2 separate regions of the Homo sapiens genome follow, and region 2 is linked to region 1. A link is a loop called in an ENCODE intact Hi-C map of the cell type or tissue named here. Cell type or tissue: PC-3. All regions are shown on one strand. Each heading gives the region's core, and the rest is flanking DNA. Links, peaks and the distances in the headings are about the cores only. Region 1 has its middle 18 kb from the start of EPYC. Region 2 has its middle 17 kb from the start of KERA.

The links. A loop is a pair of places that touch in the nucleus more often than their neighbours do. Peaks named below come from ENCODE experiments on the same cell type or tissue, not always from the same donor. Only the 100,000 strongest peaks of a DNase experiment are listed, where the experiment ranks them.
Region 2: it touches region 1 in a loop (2.5-fold over the local background); 1 of 110 quality-filtered maps calls a loop at or near these places.

What each region holds. Positions count from the first base shown.
Region 1 is chr12:91,021,126-91,025,530 of GRCh38, reverse strand. No RefSeq gene overlaps it. Among named protein-coding and RNA genes, the nearest start is that of EPYC, 18 kb to the right of the region's middle. In PC-3, for the core only: no CTCF peak of the experiment used is centred there; a DNase peak (open chromatin) is centred at 1,980; H3K27ac peaks cover 1,143 bases.
Region 2 is chr12:91,072,710-91,077,114 of GRCh38, reverse strand. No RefSeq gene overlaps it. Among named protein-coding and RNA genes, the nearest start is that of KERA, 17 kb to the right of the region's middle. In PC-3, for the core only: no CTCF peak of the experiment used is centred there; a DNase peak (open chromatin) is centred at 2,064; H3K27ac peaks cover 367 bases.

The DNA of each region.
Region 1 (4,405 bases), core at 104-4,103:
TCTTTAATATGTTAGGGTTCTTGCTAATACATCTGTGCTTTTTTTCATTTATTTTTATAGAAGAGACTTAATGTTTCTATTTTGTATCCCTCATGTTGCCTCTGAATGATTTTCAAGAAGGGAATATTGATTTTACCCAGCCACATTAAATATAAAAATTCACCCTCTCAGTAACTTACTTTTCTTTTAACCTTTTTTTTTTATAGACTATATCATTATTTAAAATATTCTTTTTCGTGTGTTACCCCAACTTGAAAAGTAAACTCAATTAAAACAGGAATTTTGACTGCCTCAGTTATTCTGCAATCACGGTGCATAGGAAAACTAATAACATAATTGACATATTTATTGAGACAGTTAGCGTTTAGGAAATACCTGTTTAAAAACTAAATTTTCACTTACATAAAACTAATGTTTTATTAAAAGTAAGGTATACTCCCAATTCGCTGTATGAGCTACAGATTTAGGTAGTTTGCATTTATAAGTTTAAAATTTATTTTTTAATGTCATACATACACTCACAACATCACCCATGATTTCACATAAATTGTTAGACAATATGAGGCTACATTTTTAAAGGAATCAAATTGCATTTGATTTTATAAAAGATTAAGTGATATAATTGATTTATATGGATATGATGAAAATCACTAAAGTGGTCTGGAAATAGTGAATTTTGGAAAATGTTGCGTTGATTCATATATTTAAACAAGGCATTACTAAGCCACACTAGCCTGTAACTATAAAATGAGATTACCTTTCTTTATTATTCAGATTGCAACTACCCCAATCTCTTACCTTCTCAGACAGCCTTTTCCCATGGCTTCTCTCTCCAAATATCCTGTAAGATCCCTATCCCTGCCACTGTTTACCTACTATCTTCAACCAAGAAAATGGGAACTCAGGCCCTTAGCAAGGCAGCCCCACACTGCTGACTTAAAAGAGGGTCTGCAGGAGGAAAAAGATAAGGATTCTATGTCTTAGCTTGTTTTAATTGGATTTAGGTTCTTTCAAAAGGAGTGGCCGGTTTGAGAAAGGCAATGATTAGTTGGACTTTGAATACATTCTAATTTTACTTATATTCTGCAACCCCTTCAGGCACAGGTTGTCTTCTCATAAGTCTGCTCACAGATATCTCTGCTAAAGGCATGCATCTGAAGCTTCTCCCACACTTTCTTCCACATCTTCTTCCAGCTCTTCCACCCCCAAAGGGTAAATTATTCTTCTGAATGGTCACATTTTAGGATGATGACTGAGATTACCCAAAAAGCTTACCAAAGATATCAGGAAGTATACAGGCTAATAATAATGCCGTATTTAACTTCCTTCTTCTTGATATTCCTCATATGTGGAACTCCCTGGGAAAATCTACCAGGAAGAGGAATAGTGGTCAAGGCAGAATGTCAGCATCTAGCTTGGTGTAATGGTTAATTTTAAGTGTTAAATTAACTAGGTTATAAATGTCCAGTAGTTTGGGCAAACACTAGTCTAGATGTTACTAAGGTATTTTGTAAATGTAATTAACATCTACAATCAGTTGACTTGACATAAAGGAGATTAGTCTCCATAATGTAGGTGAGGTTTATCCAATCAGTTGAAGGCCTTGAATGGGAAAACCGAGGTTTGGCAGAGAAGAAGGAACTCTGCCTTAAGACTGTAATATAGAAATTCTGCCTGAGCTTCCAGCATGACATCCTGCCCTACAAACTTTAGACTCAAAGCTACATCACCTCCAGCCTGTTTCCAGTTTATTGGCCTGCCCTAGAAATTTGGAACTTGCCAGCCCCCATAATTCTGTGAGCCAATTTCTTAAAATAATTCTCTATGAGATATATACATATATTCTGATGGTTCTGTTTCTTAGGAGAACCCTGACATAAGGGACATTGACACTTACCCTGAGTTATATCACATACCTAGCTAACTCTTACAGGAGGATGTTGGTCACAAATCTGCTTAAAATAGACTTTGCTATAACAGAACCCACAAATACCTTCTTATGTTACATACTGACTCATGCTGGCCACTATAAACCACAGAAAATTCTTTATGCACACTTTACAGAAATCCTAGCCTCTACTATGCCTTAAAACACATGCCTTTAAGATTTCAGGCTACTTCAAGGATATCACCTTAGATTTCAAAGGATTAAAAGGGAGACTTCAAAGGTCAAGGGAGTGGGTCCTTTGACCCACTCCCACTACCCCAAGCCTCTACACATATTCTCCCAAATTCTCCTTGATTAAGTTAGATTCAGTTACCTTCAATGAAACTTCATTTGAATTCCCCATGAGAGGTATTAAGTATTGTACATTTACTTTTGTTGATGAATTTTATATTCCATGCCATTCTAGAGATTCCAAGATTTGCAAGCTTCTATGAGCAACTTTTGTAGTGATTTGTTAGGGTGTGAAAAAATTTATTTTTCCTCTTTCCTATTCAAGTCCTGAACTAATTAGAGTTTGCAGCAAAATGAAGCATGCTCAGTTAATTTGAATTTCAGGTAAGCAATGTGTAATTTTTTTTTAGTATAAATACATTCCAAATATATCACAGAACATACTTATAATAAAAAATGGTCATTTATTAGAAATTCAAATTTCACTGGGTATACTGTATTTTTATTTGCTAAGCCTGGTAATACTCAATAGTAACTGAGAAATACAATTACAGGGTAAATCAGACATGAGATTAAAATATTACATTTGCTATTGATATAAGAATCAATAGCTGGGCATGGTGGCTCACACCTGTAATCCCAGCATTTTGGGAGGCTGAAGAGGGTAGACTGATTGAGCCCAGAAGTTCAAAAAGAACCTGGGCAACATGGCCAAACCCGGTCTCTACTAAAAATACAAAAATTAGCTGGGCATGGTGGTTCAGGCTTGTTGGCCCAGCTACTTGGGAGGCTGAGGCAGGAGGATCAGCTGGGCCTGGGAAGTTGAGGCTGCAGTGAGCCATAATTGCACCACTGCACTCCAGCCTGGGTGACAAAGTGAGGCCCTGTTTCCAATAATAATAATCTTCATCATGAAAAATATTTATAAAATAATTAATACATTCCAGAGATTTTTGACTTTAATACTGATCTGAATACTATAATAAATTATAACTGAAAACTTTAAGAGCTTTGGATTTTCCAGGTAGCATAGTTCAATAGATAATTTGCTAAGATCTAGAAAGGGTTGAAGGCAGATAACATTTTTTTTAATTTAGGACCTAAAATCTTTGAAAAGTGGAAATTGCATAAAAAAGAACTTTTTACATTTTCATTGTAATTTTAGCACATATAGATAAACATTGTTAATCTCTGGGTGTATTTCCCTCTAGTCTTCTGTGTGTGTGTGTGCGTGTGTGCACGTGCATGTGTGTATGTATGTATATTTGGACCGAATTTTATATATATATATGTGTATACACACACACACACACACACACATATATAGAATGATGAATTGGTATTACATTCTCTCTTCTGCCTTCTTCCAATCTCTCCAGCTCTGCAGCTTTTATCTTTTCTTATTCATTTTAGATTTCAAAATACCAATCAATGACTTATATGTCAACATTCAATAAACACTTCTTAAAGGAATAAAGGAAAGGCTATTATAAAATGATGAATGGGAGAAAAGTTAGGAAAACTCAAAGTATTTCTCACTGAGTGGCTAGAATGGTACTTCATAAAAGCAAGCATTCAGTAAGTGGTACCAGAAGTGTTCACAAGAGGACAAGAGGTGTACCAAATAGTCACCAGTACCAAGTACTGTTTCTAGCCATAGAAGCTGTGGATGTTGGAGGAAACAGGTGATTTGGGTGGTCTTTACTTGGATCTGATGTACTTCTGCACTAATTCCACTCAACGAAATTGAGTTGAAGCTAATCATTCTTCTTTCAACAAACATTGATTGGAACCTTTCCTTGCTCCAGGGACAGAGATGGGAAAGTAAAACATGATTGTTGTCACCATAGAATTCCACTTTGGGGAAATTAAATTGGACAATAAATACAAAATATTCAACAAGTGATATGGAAAATAAAGCAGGATACTATGGAGGAAAAAAACAACAGGAAACATATTTGAGTGAGGAGAAACTATGAAGGTCTCTCTGAGGCATAAATGATCAGTGGTGGTATTTTGCAAGGAGGAAAAGCACATAGAAAACAAAGGGAACAACATAGATAAGGAAACTGTAGTGAGAAATAATTTGGCTTATTGGAGGAAGTGAAAGACTAGCGTCATTCAATACATGGAAAGTGAGTCAAGTGACAGGGTAGCATGAGGTTGGAAAGGCAAGAGGCCATGTTGCAAAATATATTTTAGGCTACATAAAGGATTCATTATTTAATTCTAAGCACAAGAAAGAGTTATTGCTTTGTCATAAATGACCAACAATATCAATAGAGA
Region 2 (4,405 bases), core at 172-4,171, 52 kb before region 1:
GTTTAGAGTTGATTTTGATAGTATTCCCCCAAAACTTAAATTGATTCGATGATTTGCCTCATTCATATAATTACAAAATATCCCCCTAATTGGACTCCTTTAACTAAATTTTAAACCCCTTCACACCCTATCTCACTGCCCTGCACTTGTCACCATCTAACATAAACATTTTACTTACTTATATTCTCTTATTATTACATTACTCCTAATAGAATATAAGTCCTATGGAAGCAGAAATTGTAGTCTGTTATTCCCAGTGCTATATATTCAGGGTCTAGAATAGTTTCTGGCACTCACTTAGGAGTTATTTGTTAGATTTGTAGACATTTATGGTACTAAAGGTACTGGGATATTATTTATATCTCTCAGGATTTCTAATCTCTTAAGGAACTCTTTCTCCTCTCCTCTCCTCTCCTCTCCTCTCCTGTCCTCTCCTGTCCCCTCATCCTCCCCTTCCAGCCTCCTCCTCTCTCATTCTCCTCTTCCTTTCTCCTACTTTTCCCTCCCTTCTCCGTCTCCTTCTCCTCCTCTCCTCCCTGCACTTCCCTTCCCTCCTCTCCTCATCATCTGTCTTCTCTGTCTCCTGTCTCTCTCTTTCTCTTTCTCACAAAAGCTACATTTGCTTGTTAGTTTGCCTTCTTATAAGTTGACAACTCAGTGGGAAGGCACAGGGTGAAATTTTCCCTTCCAGACCTTTGTCTAGGGCTCACCATTTTCACCTTTGTAATAATATAAAATAGAAAATTAACATTTAGGTATGGTCTTGGGGAAAAGTTAAGGCTGCCTTTAGTGTTATTAGCCTCTGATGCCCGCCTATAGCCTAGGAAAAGGGTGCCTTCTCTGCAGGTCAACATTGTTACTGAGGAACACTGGGGGAAAAAAAAGTCTCAGAAATGTGTATTTGTATGATCTTGACTTCTGTGCATTTATTCTCCAAATTCCTGGAGTGGAGAAGAGGAGTGGAATGCAGGACAGAATAAAGACAGGATGATCCCTTGGTTGTGGCCATCATTCAATATCTTTTTCTCCTTGGATACAGGAAATTGAAAACTTAAAAGGAAAAACAAATGTTAAAAATCTACAATAAACAGAAATAATTTGATAGAGGCCAGATTCCTTATTCCATGTGTTTTCCTGCATTGTTGAAAAAGTATGCAAGGAAACGCCATCAAAAGAAATAAAATAAAATAAAAATAAATAAAATAAATACAATTTATTTGGCATAAATTAAATGTGCACAAATTCTAGAAAATGACACAACACTTTTTGTTTATTTGGGGAGAACCTATGCAATTTTTTTCTGCTTACAGGAACTACAATAGTATCAATAAGTTGTGATATTTAAGATAATTTTACCAAGGTATGTATTCTTTTCCTAGAAGCTGAAACACACCTAGAAGAGGGGGAAAATGTAGTACCTGCAAGACTTTTTAAAAAATCTTTTATTTTTTTTTTAGAGACGAACTTGGCTTGCTTTTTTTGTTTCTGAGTAGAAAGTAAAGAAAACTTTTCACTCGGTCTCTTAAATGATTAGGTAGGTGAAATAAGAGAAGTTTATCTTTTGTAACAAACTCTAAAGGTGCTTGGTGCAAACTTTTTTGTTTTGTTTTAAATACTCTCTTGCTCCCTTCAGCCCAATAAAGCCTTTTCAATGCCCTAGAGAACCTCTACTTGACTAAATACTGATTAACCAAATGCAGGATCTAGTGAGGTGTTTATTAGCAATAATTCTAACTATACTCCTTTAAAGACCCAGTCTGACCACTCATCACTTTTAATATTTCCCACGTTCCCAGGCCCTTGTACCAACACTTTAGGGTCACTTTCCATGCCACTTTTTCCATAAAGTCATTATTGTCTCCCATTATAAAATCAAATGACCTTCTCTTGCCCTGATTTTCTTCTCTTTTCATCCCCTTCTTTTCCTTTACCTTCCCTTCCCTCCCCTCCCTTTTCCTGCCCTCTCTCTCCTCTCTCTCTTTCTTCTTTTCTTTTATCTGAACTCTATATTTACCCCTGCTTCATGCCACATTCCCCTTTGTACCTTATGTTACGTTTGTTTACACATCTCTTACTCATCCATTTAGAATATGAGTTTTATGGAAGTGGTGTTTATCTCCCATTTATTCAAGTGATTACTGAGCAGAAGACTTTTGCCAAAATGTGCTAGGTCTGGGGAACACAAAGTGGTTTTCCACCTGCAATTCAAGTCTGCTAAATGTGCTAAGGCATCTGTTATGTTAGACCAGTTGGGAGAAGAGTGAAGTTTCCTTTCTCTATGCCCTGGGAATAAACTCATGTTAACAAATAAATGAGCATAACGAATTAATAGTAAAGGCTAATTAATAGCTTTTGCAACAGCGGTTATAAGTTTTCCAAGAGAGAAATGCAACTCCCAGAAATAAGGATCCTGTCAACACTGGAGCTGACAGTTTGTCTACGACTCACCCCACCCACCCTTAGGGGCTTTTCTAAAAAATTGATTGTTACGATAGAGTCCATCTGGTGAAAATGGCAAGAAAACGACAAAGGTTTTTCGTCACCGTCCTCACATTGGCATAGCAGCCAATTGGCAGCAGAGTAAACTTGGAGTTTCTTTATTTTTTCTCTCTCATCTCATAGGCTATGGAAAGTTCTAAATTTTAAAGGACAACAAGGCTGTATTTCAGAGGTGACAGAGTGAAATTCTATGCCCTGCCTTCCACTTCAAGCTCAAGTAACTCCTGACTAACATATTGTAATATAGCAGAAAGAACAGTTTTGAATACTTCTGCCCTAGGATCTGCTCTCCCAAGAAGCAGTGGGAAAAATAGTTGAGATCAGAAGTCATAATTCAGTAAAAAATGTAGAGCAGATTTGCTCAGAGTGTTATGCTTGGCCAGTTTGAATCTGCAACACCCTGGAGCCGTGATAAAAGTGCAAATTTCTAGGCTCCCTCACAAGCCTAAGTCAGAACCTCTGAAGTTAGGGCTCAGCAACATGAAATTTTGACAAGCTGTCAGGATGATTCTAAACTGTAACAATTCCTTAGGTAAGGGTAGTGAAAGGATATTAAAATATTCTAGAAGGAACCCTCATTTAAAAATTGGCTTCTTTTTATTTTTTTGTGGGGATTATTAATAGAAAACATTGTTTTTGAAATCCGAGTTTAGATTATTGTTCTTGTCTTCTAGGAATTCAGAAATTTGTAAAGAATATGGTAAAAATTACTTTGGGGCACTATCTTGAACATTAAGAGAGTGAATATGTTAAAGGTAATGCAATTAGTTGGCTATTAAATGACTTAAAAAGCCAAAGAATTCAAATAGTCTTGCATGAAGTTTATAGAGTTGAACAGAAATCCTAGAAATGAGTGTAGAGAGTGAGTTTTCAATTTATGAAGCCAACAGGTTAAGGCCATTTTCAGCAGTTGAAAATAAATTTAACAGTGAAGATATTTATTGCCCTTTGGCTGAAAACAATGTTTAGAATTAAGTTGCTGGCTTTGGAGAAATCTGTAAAATGTATAGTAGATTATGTGGCCAGTTCTTTCTAACTTTCAAATACTTGAAATAAAATCTGCAGTTTTCTACATGAGGGAGAAAAGTGCTTAGTGGTACATATTCCTGGCCAAATCACTTTAGAATCCAACAGCTTTACTTTACAAGAATTCTTTTCTATAAAATGTGCATTCTTGTTCAATTTCCCTCCCTCCATTTTCCTTCTATAACTTTATAATCTTTAGTCAGATTTTAAGCAAATATAACAATAACTTCAACTATAATAGAAAATATACAAGATATAAATAAAGGCTGTGTCATTTTGGATACAGACCTCTGTAAACAAAATGTTTGAGCTCACTACAAAATTTCAACTGATATGAAGAAAGTATTTTGTGGTTTTTGGAAGCAAGAAAACACATCTTTTAAAAACCCTCTGTAGCGGTCCTTTAGTTAAGGTGTTGTGGTTGATTTCATTGTGCAAAGCATATTTCAAAGAGCTTCAGATGGTCATTTGATACTGTGCAATCTCATGCGCCTAGTGGATCATGTTTCCCTAGACAGAATTACAGTGTAAACTTGCATAAAATTTTAATTTGATATTGTTTTTTTCCTTCTTGTTCAGTAAGAGAAACCCATTTTCAGTAATAGCAATATCATATACACACAAAGACTTCAATGTTAAGGATTCTAGAAATAAGATCTTCAGAATTAATAGACACAGTTAAAATGATGTGATAGATAAAATTCCATGGAATCTTCATAGTATAAAAGTTAAGTATTAAAAAATCCAAATGTTTGAACTACATTTGGGGGAAGTTTTGATTGTGCGACATTTTGAGGTTATAAAACGTAAGAATAGTCTCACATAAGATTTATTCCAAGTTCATCTAATATACTAGCACACAGTTTGTATTAATGCATGT